Regions from separate parts of the Homo sapiens genome. Here all the other regions are linked to region 2. Evidence: chromatin contacts called from ENCODE Hi-C or POLR2A ChIA-PET data. All regions are on one chromosome and are shown on one strand. Each heading gives the region's core, a stretch centred on a gene start or an enhancer-like site at or near the end of the contact. The rest is flanking DNA. Distances are from core to core; before and after follow the strand shown. Region 1 has its middle 15 kb from the start of CRCP. Region 2 holds the start of LINC03006 (long intergenic non-protein coding RNA 3006). Region 3 overlaps CRCP (CGRP receptor component).

Evidence for each region. Hi-C counts contacts between places; a loop is a spot of excess contacts on that map. ChIA-PET counts read pairs that join two places held with the same protein, here RNA polymerase II (POLR2A). Pooled maps may share reads with other maps.
Region 1: a pooled map shows a loop between it and region 2 (3-fold over the local background). The contact joins the enhancer-like site here to the promoter of LINC03006 in region 2. A Hi-C loop is called at or near these places in 1 of 50 pooled maps.
Region 3: a pooled map shows a loop between it and region 2 (3-fold over the local background). The contact joins the enhancer-like site here to the promoter of LINC03006 in region 2. A Hi-C loop is called at or near these places in 1 of 50 pooled maps. POLR2A ChIA-PET finds 5 or more read pairs at or near these places in 2 of 52 experiments (activated CD8-positive, alpha-beta memory T cell and activated T-cell).

What each region holds. Positions count from the first base shown.
Region 1 is chr7:66,098,599-66,101,557 of GRCh38, forward strand. No RefSeq gene overlaps it. Among named protein-coding and RNA genes, the nearest start is that of CRCP, 15 kb to the right of the region's middle. RefSeq lists an enhancer at 1,607-2,168. Within about 2 kb of position 1,518, at least 38 of the 41 ENCODE cell types and tissues checked have a DNase peak (open chromatin) inside an H3K27ac peak, as active enhancers do.
Region 2 is chr7:65,769,140-65,772,140 of GRCh38, forward strand. LINC03006 (long intergenic non-protein coding RNA 3006) reads right to left here and starts at 1,671. Exons shown (of 8, transcript NR_038378.4): 1 at 1,328-1,671. RefSeq lists enhancers at 80-703, 704-1,326, 1,573-1,822.
Region 3 is chr7:66,147,097-66,150,132 of GRCh38, forward strand. The region is part of intron 5 of CRCP (CGRP receptor component); the gene reads left to right. Among named protein-coding and RNA genes, the nearest start is that of CRCP, 34 kb to the left of the region's middle. RefSeq lists enhancers at 910-2,109, 1,389-1,568. Within about 2 kb of position 1,500, at least 18 of the 41 ENCODE cell types and tissues checked have a DNase peak (open chromatin) inside an H3K27ac peak, as active enhancers do.

The DNA of each region.
Region 1 (2,959 bases), core at 268-2,767, 330 kb after region 2:
AGAGGTTGCAGTGAGCTGAGATCATGCCACTGCACTCCAGCCTGGGTGACAGAGGGAGACTCTGTCTAAAAATAAATGAATAAGTAAGTAAATAAATAAATAAATACATACATAAGAAAGAAGGAGGAGTGGGGGGGGGAGGAGGAGGAGGAGGAACGGGAGGAAACAGCCAGGCCGTGGCTCATGCCTGTAAAGGAGGAAGAGGAGGAGGAAGAAACAGCCAGGCACAGTGGCTCAAGCCTGTAAAGGAGGAGGAGGAAACAGCCAGGTGTGGTGGCTCATGCCTGTTAAAGGAGGAGGAGGAGGAGAAGGAAGAGGAGGAGGAGGAGGAGGAAGAAACAGCCAGGAGCAGTGGAGGAGCAGGAGATGGAGGAGGAGGAGGAAGAAGAGGAGGAGGAGAAAGAAGAGGAGGTGGAGGAGGAGGAGTGGAGGAGAGGAGAGGAGGAGAGGAGGAGGAGAGGAGGAGGAGGAGAGGAGGCGGAGAGGAGAGGAGGAGGAGAGGAGGAGGAGAGGAGGAGGAGGGGAGGAGGAGGAGAGGAGAGGAGGAGGGGAGGAGAAGGAGGGGAGGAGAAGGAGCGGAGGAGGAGGGGAGTAGAAGGAGTGGAGGAGAGGAGGCGGAGAGGAGAGGAGGAGAGGAGGCGGAGAGGAGAGGAGGAGGAGAGGAGGAGGAGAGGAGGAGGAGGGGAGGAGGAGGAGGGGAGGAGAAGGAGCGGAGGAGGAGGGGAGTAGAAGGAGGGGAGGAGGAGGGGAGGAGGAGGGGAGGAGGAGGAGGGGAGGAGGAGGAGAGAAGGAGAGGAGAAGGAGGGGAGGAGGAGGAGAGGAGGAGAGGGGGAGGAGGAGAGGAGGAGGAGGGGAGGAGGAGGAGAGGAGGAGGAGAAGGAGGTGGAGGAGGAGGAGAAGGAGGTGGAGGAGGAGGAGGTGGAGAAGGAGGTGGAAGAGGAGGAAAGGAAGAAGGGAGGAGGAGGAAAGGAGGGGGAGGAGGGAGGGGGAGAAGAGGAGGAGGGGGAGAAGGAGGAGAGGGAGGAGGAGAAGGAAACGGCGAGGCTTGGTGGCTTACACCTGTAGAGGAGGAGTAGGAGGAAGAAACAGCCAGGCTCCCTGGCTCAGGTCTGTAAAGGAGGAGGAGAATGAGGAGGAGGAGGAGAAGGAAGAAACAGCCAGGCCTGGTGGCTCTCACACCTGTAAAGGAAGAGGAAGAGGAGGAGGAGCAGGAGGAAACAGCCAGGCGTGGTGGCTCACGCCTGTAAAGGAGAAAGAGGAGGAAGAAACAGCCAGGCACAGTGGCTCAAGCCTGCAAAGGAGGAGGAGGAAACAGCCAGTTGCAGTGGCTCACGCCTGTAGAGGAGGAGGAGGAGACAGCCAGGCACAGTGGCTCATGCCTGTAAAGGAGGAGGAGGAGGAGCAGGAGGAAGAAGAAACAGCCAGGAAGGGTGGCTCATGCCGGTAAAGGAGGAGAAGGAAGAGGAGGAGGAGGAGGAAACAGCCAGGCGAGGTGGCTCACGACTGTAAAGGACGAGGAGGAGGAGGAAGAGGGAGAAACAGCCAGGTGTGGTGGCGCAGCCTGTAAAGGAGGAGGAGGAGGAAACAGCCAGGCGAGGTGGCTTACGCCTGTAAAGGAGGAGGAGGAGGAGGAGGAGGAGGAAAAAACAGCCAAGCGCAGTGGCTCATGCCTGTAAAGGAGGAGGAGGAGAAGGAAACTACATGGATTGGTGGCTCAGGCCTGTAAAGGAGGAGGGGAGGGGAGGGGGGAGGAGGAGAAGGAAGAGACGGAAACTGCCAGGCACGGTGGCTCATGCCTGTAATCCCAGCAATTTGGGGGGCAGCAGTAAGGAGGAAGGAAGGAGGAGGAAAAAGAATGAGGAGGAGGAAAGAGGGAGGAAGAAAAAGAAACAGCCAAGCGGGCTTGGTGGCTCATACCCATACTCCCAGCTACTCCAGAGGCTGAGGCAGAAGAAACGCTTGAACCTGGGAGGCGGAGGTTGCAGTTAGCTGAGATCGGGCTACTGCACTCCAGCCTGGGCGACAGAGTGAGACTCCATCTCAAAAAAAAAAAAAAGAGCCAGGTGCAGTGGCTCACGCCTGTAATCCATCTATTTGGGAGGCTGAGGCGGGAAGATTGCTAGAAACCCAGGCGTTTGAGACCAGCCTGACCAACATAGTGAGACCCTGTTTTTACAAAAATAAAAATTTAAAAAAAAATTAAAAATTAGCCAGGAATGGTGGCACAAACCAGTCATCCCAGCTACTCAGAAGGCTGAGGCAAGAGGATCACTTGAGCCCAGGCGGTCAAGGCTGCAGTGAGCTATGGTCAAACCACTGCACTTGAGCCTGGGCAATGGAGTAAGACTCTGTCTCAAAAAAATAGTAATAAAGTTTGAAATACAATAAGAATTACCGAAATGTGACACAAAGACAGCGAATGAACACATGCTGTTGGAAAAACGGCACCAATACGCTACCTCAACACAGGGTTGCCACAATCCTCTAGTATGTTAAAAAATGGGCCACGCATGGTGACTCACGCCTGTAACTCCAGCACTTTGGGAGGCTGAGATGGGAGGATTGCTTGATGCCAGGAGTTCGAAACCAGCCTGGTCAACATAGCGAGACCCCCCCCCATCTAAATTGTTTTAAATATTATTATTATTATCTTTTTTTTTTGAGACAGAGTCTTGTTCTGTCGCTCAGGCTGGAGTGCAGTGGCACAATCTCAGCTCACTGCAAGCTCCGCCTCCTGGGTTCACGCCATTCTCCTGCCTCAGCCTCCCGAGTAGCTGGGACTACAGGTGCCCGCCACCACGCCCGGCTAATTTTTTTGTATTTTTAGTATATATGGGGTTTCACCGTGTTAGCCAGGATGGTCTCGATCTCCTGACCTTGTGATCCGCCCACCTCAGTCTCCCAAAGTGCTGGGATTACAGGCTTGAGCCACTGCGCCCGGCCTATTTATATTTTTAAA
Region 2 (3,001 bases), core at 421-2,920:
ATATAACAATCCATCTTACCCTGACAATCTGCCTGCTAAAACTTACTAAACCATACCAAACTATATGAATTTATTTTTATTATTATTATTATTTTTTGAGACAGGGTCTGGCTCGTCACCCAGGCTGAAGTTCAGTGGTATGATCTCAGCTCAATACAGCCTCTGCCTCCCGGGCTCAAACCATCCTCCCATCTCAGCCTCCTGAGTAGCTCGGACTACAGGTGTGCACTATAATGCCCAGGTTATTTTGTGCTTTTGATAGAGACAGGGTTTTGCCCTGTTGCCCAGGCTGGTCTCGAACTCCTGGGCTCAAGCAATCCTTCTGCCTTGGCCTCCCAAAGTGCTGGGATTATAGGTGTGACCCACTATGCCTGGCCTTGAAAATCCATTTTATTTCATTTTTTATAATTTATTTATTTTTTTGAGACGGAGTCTCACTGTCACCCAGGCTGAAGTGCAGTGGCACAGTCTTGGCTCATTGCAAACTATGCCTCCCGGGTTCACGCCATTCTCCTGCCTCAGCCTTCCCAGTAGCTGGGACTACAGGCGCGCGCCATCACGCCTGGGTAATTTTTTTTTTTTTTTTGTATTTTCAGTAGAGACGGGGTTTCACCGTGTTAGCCAGGATGGTCTCGATCTCCTGACCTCGTGAACCGCCCGCCTCGGCCTCCCAAAGTGCTGGGATTACAGGCGTGAGCCACCATGCCCAGCCGAAAATCCATTTTATTTATTTATTTACTTATTTAGGTGTGACCCACCATGCCTCGCCTTGAAAATCTTATTTATTTATTTAGAGACAGAGTTTTGCTCTTGTTGCCCAGGCTGGAGTGCAATGGCGCGGTCTCGGCTCACTGCAACCTCCACCTCCCGGGTTCAAGCAATTCTCTGCCTCAGCCTCCCGAGTAGCTGGGATTACAGGCGCCCGCCACCACCCCTAGCTAATTTTTGTATTTTTAGTAGAGACGGGGTTTCACCATGCTGGCCAGGCTGGTCTTCAACTCCTGACCTGGTGATCCACCCACTCGGCCTCCTAAAGTGCTGGGATTACAGGTGTGAGCCACCGCACCCGGCCAGTCCCTTATATAAATTTTTAAAAAGATGTTTTCTTCGTTTCCTAGCCCCTTCTACCCACCTACAAAGTTCCAAAGGCTTTAATACTATTGCAACGGCAGTCAGAGGTCAAGCTGGGGGGGTGCGGTGCAGCTCCCTAACGCGGGGCAGCCTCAAAGGGGGCCGACCCTGCCCAGCACGAATGGCACCGGGCGGTGGGGGACGCTCTCGAGGTCCCCGGAACATGGCTGGGGGAAGTGTTGGGGGGTGCACATACCCAGGCTCAGCTGAGGCGAGTGCGCGGCCAGGGCTGCAGCTGGCGCTGGCTGGTACTTGCTCAGGCCATTGAGGAGCTTCTGGGCGACCCTGCGCTCGTGCCTACCAGGCGCCAGCCAGTAGGTGCGCAGCGCCTGCTCCAGCAGCGTCAAGCCTTTGCTGCGCGGACCCCGCAGGCCGGGAAGTCACGCAGGTGGTAGTAGTCCAGGTGGTCGTAAACTCCTCCTCATAGCTTATGGGTGGCGGCGGCTGGGCTGAAGACTGCGGACAGGACATCCCGCCCGGCCGCCTGTGGTCACCCTCCCGCGCAGGCGCGCTCCTGGAAGACCCAGCACCTGGAGTTCCGATTGGCTCTGCGTGAGGGGCGGGCCTTTGCGACATCTTGGGGGCGCCTTCGGTGACGTCACAGGGGCGGGCCTTCTGCCACGTCACAAGGGCTGTACAGTTCCTGGAGCTGGGCAGTCTTCTCAGAGTGGAGCCTGGTAACCGCGACCTCCCCGCCAGTTCCTGTGTGTTGCTGGCTGGAAAGGGGTAGTTGACAAACTCCCACCCAGCACAGTATTTATGTCGGTCAAAAATGGAAAACTATGTGTCCGGGCACGGCCCAGGAAGGAGGATTCCTTCAGGCCAAGAGCAGCCTAGCAATATGGCGCAACCCCACCTCTGTAGTCCAACCTCAGCCTCCCAGCTACTTGAACCCCAAGATTCAAGGCTCCAATGAGCTGTGATCTCACCACAGCACTCCTGCCTGCGAGACTGAGGTAAACCCTGTATAAAAAAATAAAAAAGAAAACTATCCAAGTGTACAACCGGGAGGGACTGCTTAAAGAACACATGAGGCTCCCTGGGCCGTGCTATCCCGGCACTTTGGGAGGCCGAGGCAGGAGGATGGCTTGGGTTCAGGAGTTCGAGATGCGCCTGGACAACATGACGCAACCCCGTCTCTACGAAAGATACAAAGATTAGCCAGGCGCGGTGCACGCTTGGCCTAATTTTTGTATCTTCCGTAGAGATGGGGGGGGTCTTGCTATGTTGCCCGGGCCGGTCTCGAACTCCTGGGTTCAAGCGATCTTCTCACCTTGGCCTTTAGAGTTGTTGGGATTACAGGCGTGAGCCACCGTACCCTCCTGGGCTAGGCTATTTAATAACATAAGAAAGTGCGGTGGCTCACGCCTGTAATCCCAACACTTTGGGAGGCCGAGGCGGGTGGATCACCTGAGGTCAGGAGTTTGAGACCATCCTTGCCAATATGGTGAAACCCAGTCTCTACAAAAAAATACAAAAATTAGGCTGGGCGCGGTGGCTCACACCTGTAATCTCAGCACTTTGGGAAGCTGAGGCGGGCCGATCACCTGAGGTTGGGAGTTCAAGACCAGCCTGACCAACATGGAGAAACCCCATCTCTACTAAAAATACAAAATTAGCCGGGCGTGGTGGTGCATGCCTGTAGTCCCAGCTACTCAGGAGGCTAAGACAGGAGAGTCTCTTGAACCCAGGAGGCGGAGGTTGCAGTGAGCCGAGAAGCATCACTGCACCCCAGTCTGGGCGACAGAGCAAGACTCCAGAGCTTGAGACCAGCCTGGGCCATGTAGTGAAACCCTGTTTATAAAAAACAAACAAAAAAAGCCAGGTGTACCTGTGTCCACCTGTGGCCCCACTACTTAAGAGTCTGAGG
Region 3 (3,036 bases), core at 250-2,749, 380 kb after region 2:
TTTGAGAGGCCAAGGTGGGCAGATCACCTGAGGTCAGGAGTTCAAGACCAGCCTGGCTAAAGTGGTAAAACCCCATCTCTACTAAAAGTACAGAAATTAGCTGGGCATGATGGTGCACACCTGTAATCCCAGCTACTTGGGAGGCTGAGGCAGAATCACTTGAACCCGGGAGGCCAAGGTTGCAGTGAGCCAGGATTGCACCACTGCACTCCAGCCTGGGTGACAGAGTGAGACTCCATCTTGGGAAAAAAAAAAAAAAAGAGTGCATGGGGTGTGCCAGACACGGTCTCAGTCCTTGGTCCTGGTGCCTGTGATTGTCTGTCACTTCGAATGCCCGCCCCATAGTCTTGGAAGGGGGCAAGTGTCCTCTCCATTTTAGCCCAGAGGGCTGGTGAGTGGCTGATTGGGACCTTCTGATTCAGAAGCTTTACTTTGCTCCTCCAAGCCAGGTACTTGTGCTTGATGAGAAGAAAGATGTGTGTGGCATCCCCTGAGATGGTTTCCTTCTCGTTTCTACAAAGTAGGTAGGCCTTGGTAGAAACTGCTGTTTCTCAGTAGTTGGACCATTTTATAGCCAGATTCTTCCCACTCTGGAATTTGGCTACAAAAGGTAGCAAATTGTTTACCAAGGTTTGTAGCAGTATCGCTTCTCACCAGAGTGAATAAGAAATGAAAGCTGTGGCCGAACATGGTGGCTTGCGCCTGTGATCCCAGCACTTTGGGAGGCCAAGGTGGGAGGATTGCTTGAGGCCAGGAATTCAAAACCAGCCTGGGCAACATAGTAAGACCCCATCTCTACAAAAAATGAAAAAAATTAGCCAGGTATGGTGGCGCACACCTGTGGTCCCAGCTACTCAGGAGACTAAGGTGAGAGGATTGTTTGAGCCCAGAAGTTCAAGGCTGCAGTGAGCTATGATAGTGCCACTGTACTCCAGCCTGTGTGACTGAGCAAGAACCTGTCTTTTAAAAAAAAAAAAGCAAATGGCTGGGCACGGTGGCTCACGCCTGTAATCCCAGTACTTTAAGAGACCGAGGTGGGTGGATCACCTGAGGTCAGGAGTTTGTGACCAGCTTGGCCAACATGGCGAAACCTCATCCCTACTAAAAATACAGAAATTAGCTGGGCATGGTGGCGGGCACCTGTAATCCCAGCTACTTGGGAGGCTGAGGCAGGAGAATCGCTTGAACCTGGGAGGCGGAAGTTGTAGTGAGCGAAGTGTAGTGAGCGTGACTGCACTCCAGCCTGGGCGACAAGAGCGAAACTCCTTCTCTAGAAAACAAAAGGAAATAAAAGGTTTCACTTACAGTGGCAAGCACAAAGGACTTGAGTGAGAAGTTCCCTATATTAACACTAGAGCCATTTTTTCTCCCTGGGTTCAGAAAACAGTCCCAGCATCCAACATTTATTAGCATTCACTTGGAAGCCAGGTGTCTTTTGGAGGCTGAAGCCTCACCTCTTCAGTTACGCCTGGGCTGTGATTTGCTGTGGCCCTCTGATGACTGCCTGCTGACTCAGAGGCTCGGTGAGGAAATGAGGTGGCCACCCAGCTTAGGACTTGTTGTGCCCGGTTGTGTATTGATTTGGAATGATTTGTGAGCCCTCCGGCCTGAGGTCAGTGAATCCTGTGACCTCACAGGCCACTGCCCTGAACAGCACTACCATCTAGGCCTGTTAGTGATTTCGTGATTATGAAGTCTTGACTCATATAGAGCGTTATTGCTTGTAAAACACTGTTACATGTGTTCTCCTTTTGTCCTCGCTGTAGGCGTTACTTTCATTTTACATTAGAGAAAGTTGAAATTTAGAAAGCCAGATTCAGTGAACTGTTCTGGATCAAATATTTAATAGTATACATTGTTGCTATCAGATCTTTGAATCATTTTGAGGAAAGTAGGACTTTAGGTTTGGCGACTTCAAGTTGCCATTTTTGGAGGTCGGCAACCCGGTTTGATGCTCCTGGGATTGAGATAATAAATGTATCATTTATGTTAACCCAGCTGTTGATACTTTGGATTTTTAAGTTTTATTTCCCCTTATGTTCTCAACTACCTGAAATGGTTGGTATCTGAGAACCTTGAGATGGTGCTTTGAACTTTACTTCTTTATTTGGACTGTTTCTCCTGTGTTGGAAAGAAAAGGTGAAAGGCCGGACACAGTGATTCATGTCTATAACCCCAGCACTTTGAGAGGGTGATGTGAGAGGATCACTTGAGCCCAGGAGTTCAAGACCAGCCTGGGCAACCCCATCTCTACAAAAAATAATAAAAAATAATTAGCTGGACATGGTGGCACATAGCTATAGTCCCAGCTACTTGGAAGGCTGAGGCAGGAGGATTGCTTGAGCCCAGGAGTTTGAGACTGCAGTAAGTGATGATTGCGCCCAAAGAATAAAGCAGGGAAAGGAGGGAAATAGCCAAGATTTGATTATTTAACCTGGAGAAAAGATGATCTCCGTTTGAGAAAATAATGTGCAGAAAAGAATTTTGCTAAGTTCACTAACGGCCGGAGCTTTTATCAACATCCAATCCTCCTTAATTACAGTCAAGACCTTTTTTTTCAACCTAAGGTTCCCAGTCACAGGAAGAAACCCTAAGCTGCATTAAACTAAATGAAATATAAACAAAAAAGAAACTTTCAGAAATAAAAAACTTACTAGCACGTCTTGGATCACTAGGATAAATGACAATGACTACATTATCCCTCACCCCCACCTTTTTTTTCCCCAAAGAGAGTGGGTCTTACTCTGTCACCCAGGCTGGAGTGCAGTGGCACGATCTTGGCTTACTACAACCTCTGCCTCCTGGGTTCACACCATTCTCCTGCCTCAGCCTCCCGTGTAGCTGGGACTACAGGCGCACGCTGCCACGCCCAGCTAATTTTTTGTATTTTTAGTAGAGACGGGGTTTCACTGTGTTAGCCAGGATGGTCTCGATCTCCTGACCTTGTGATCCGCCCACCTCAGCCTCCCAAAGTGCTGGGATTACAGGCGTGAGCCACCGCACCCGGCCCCATGTCTGATTTTAAAAATGGGTTTT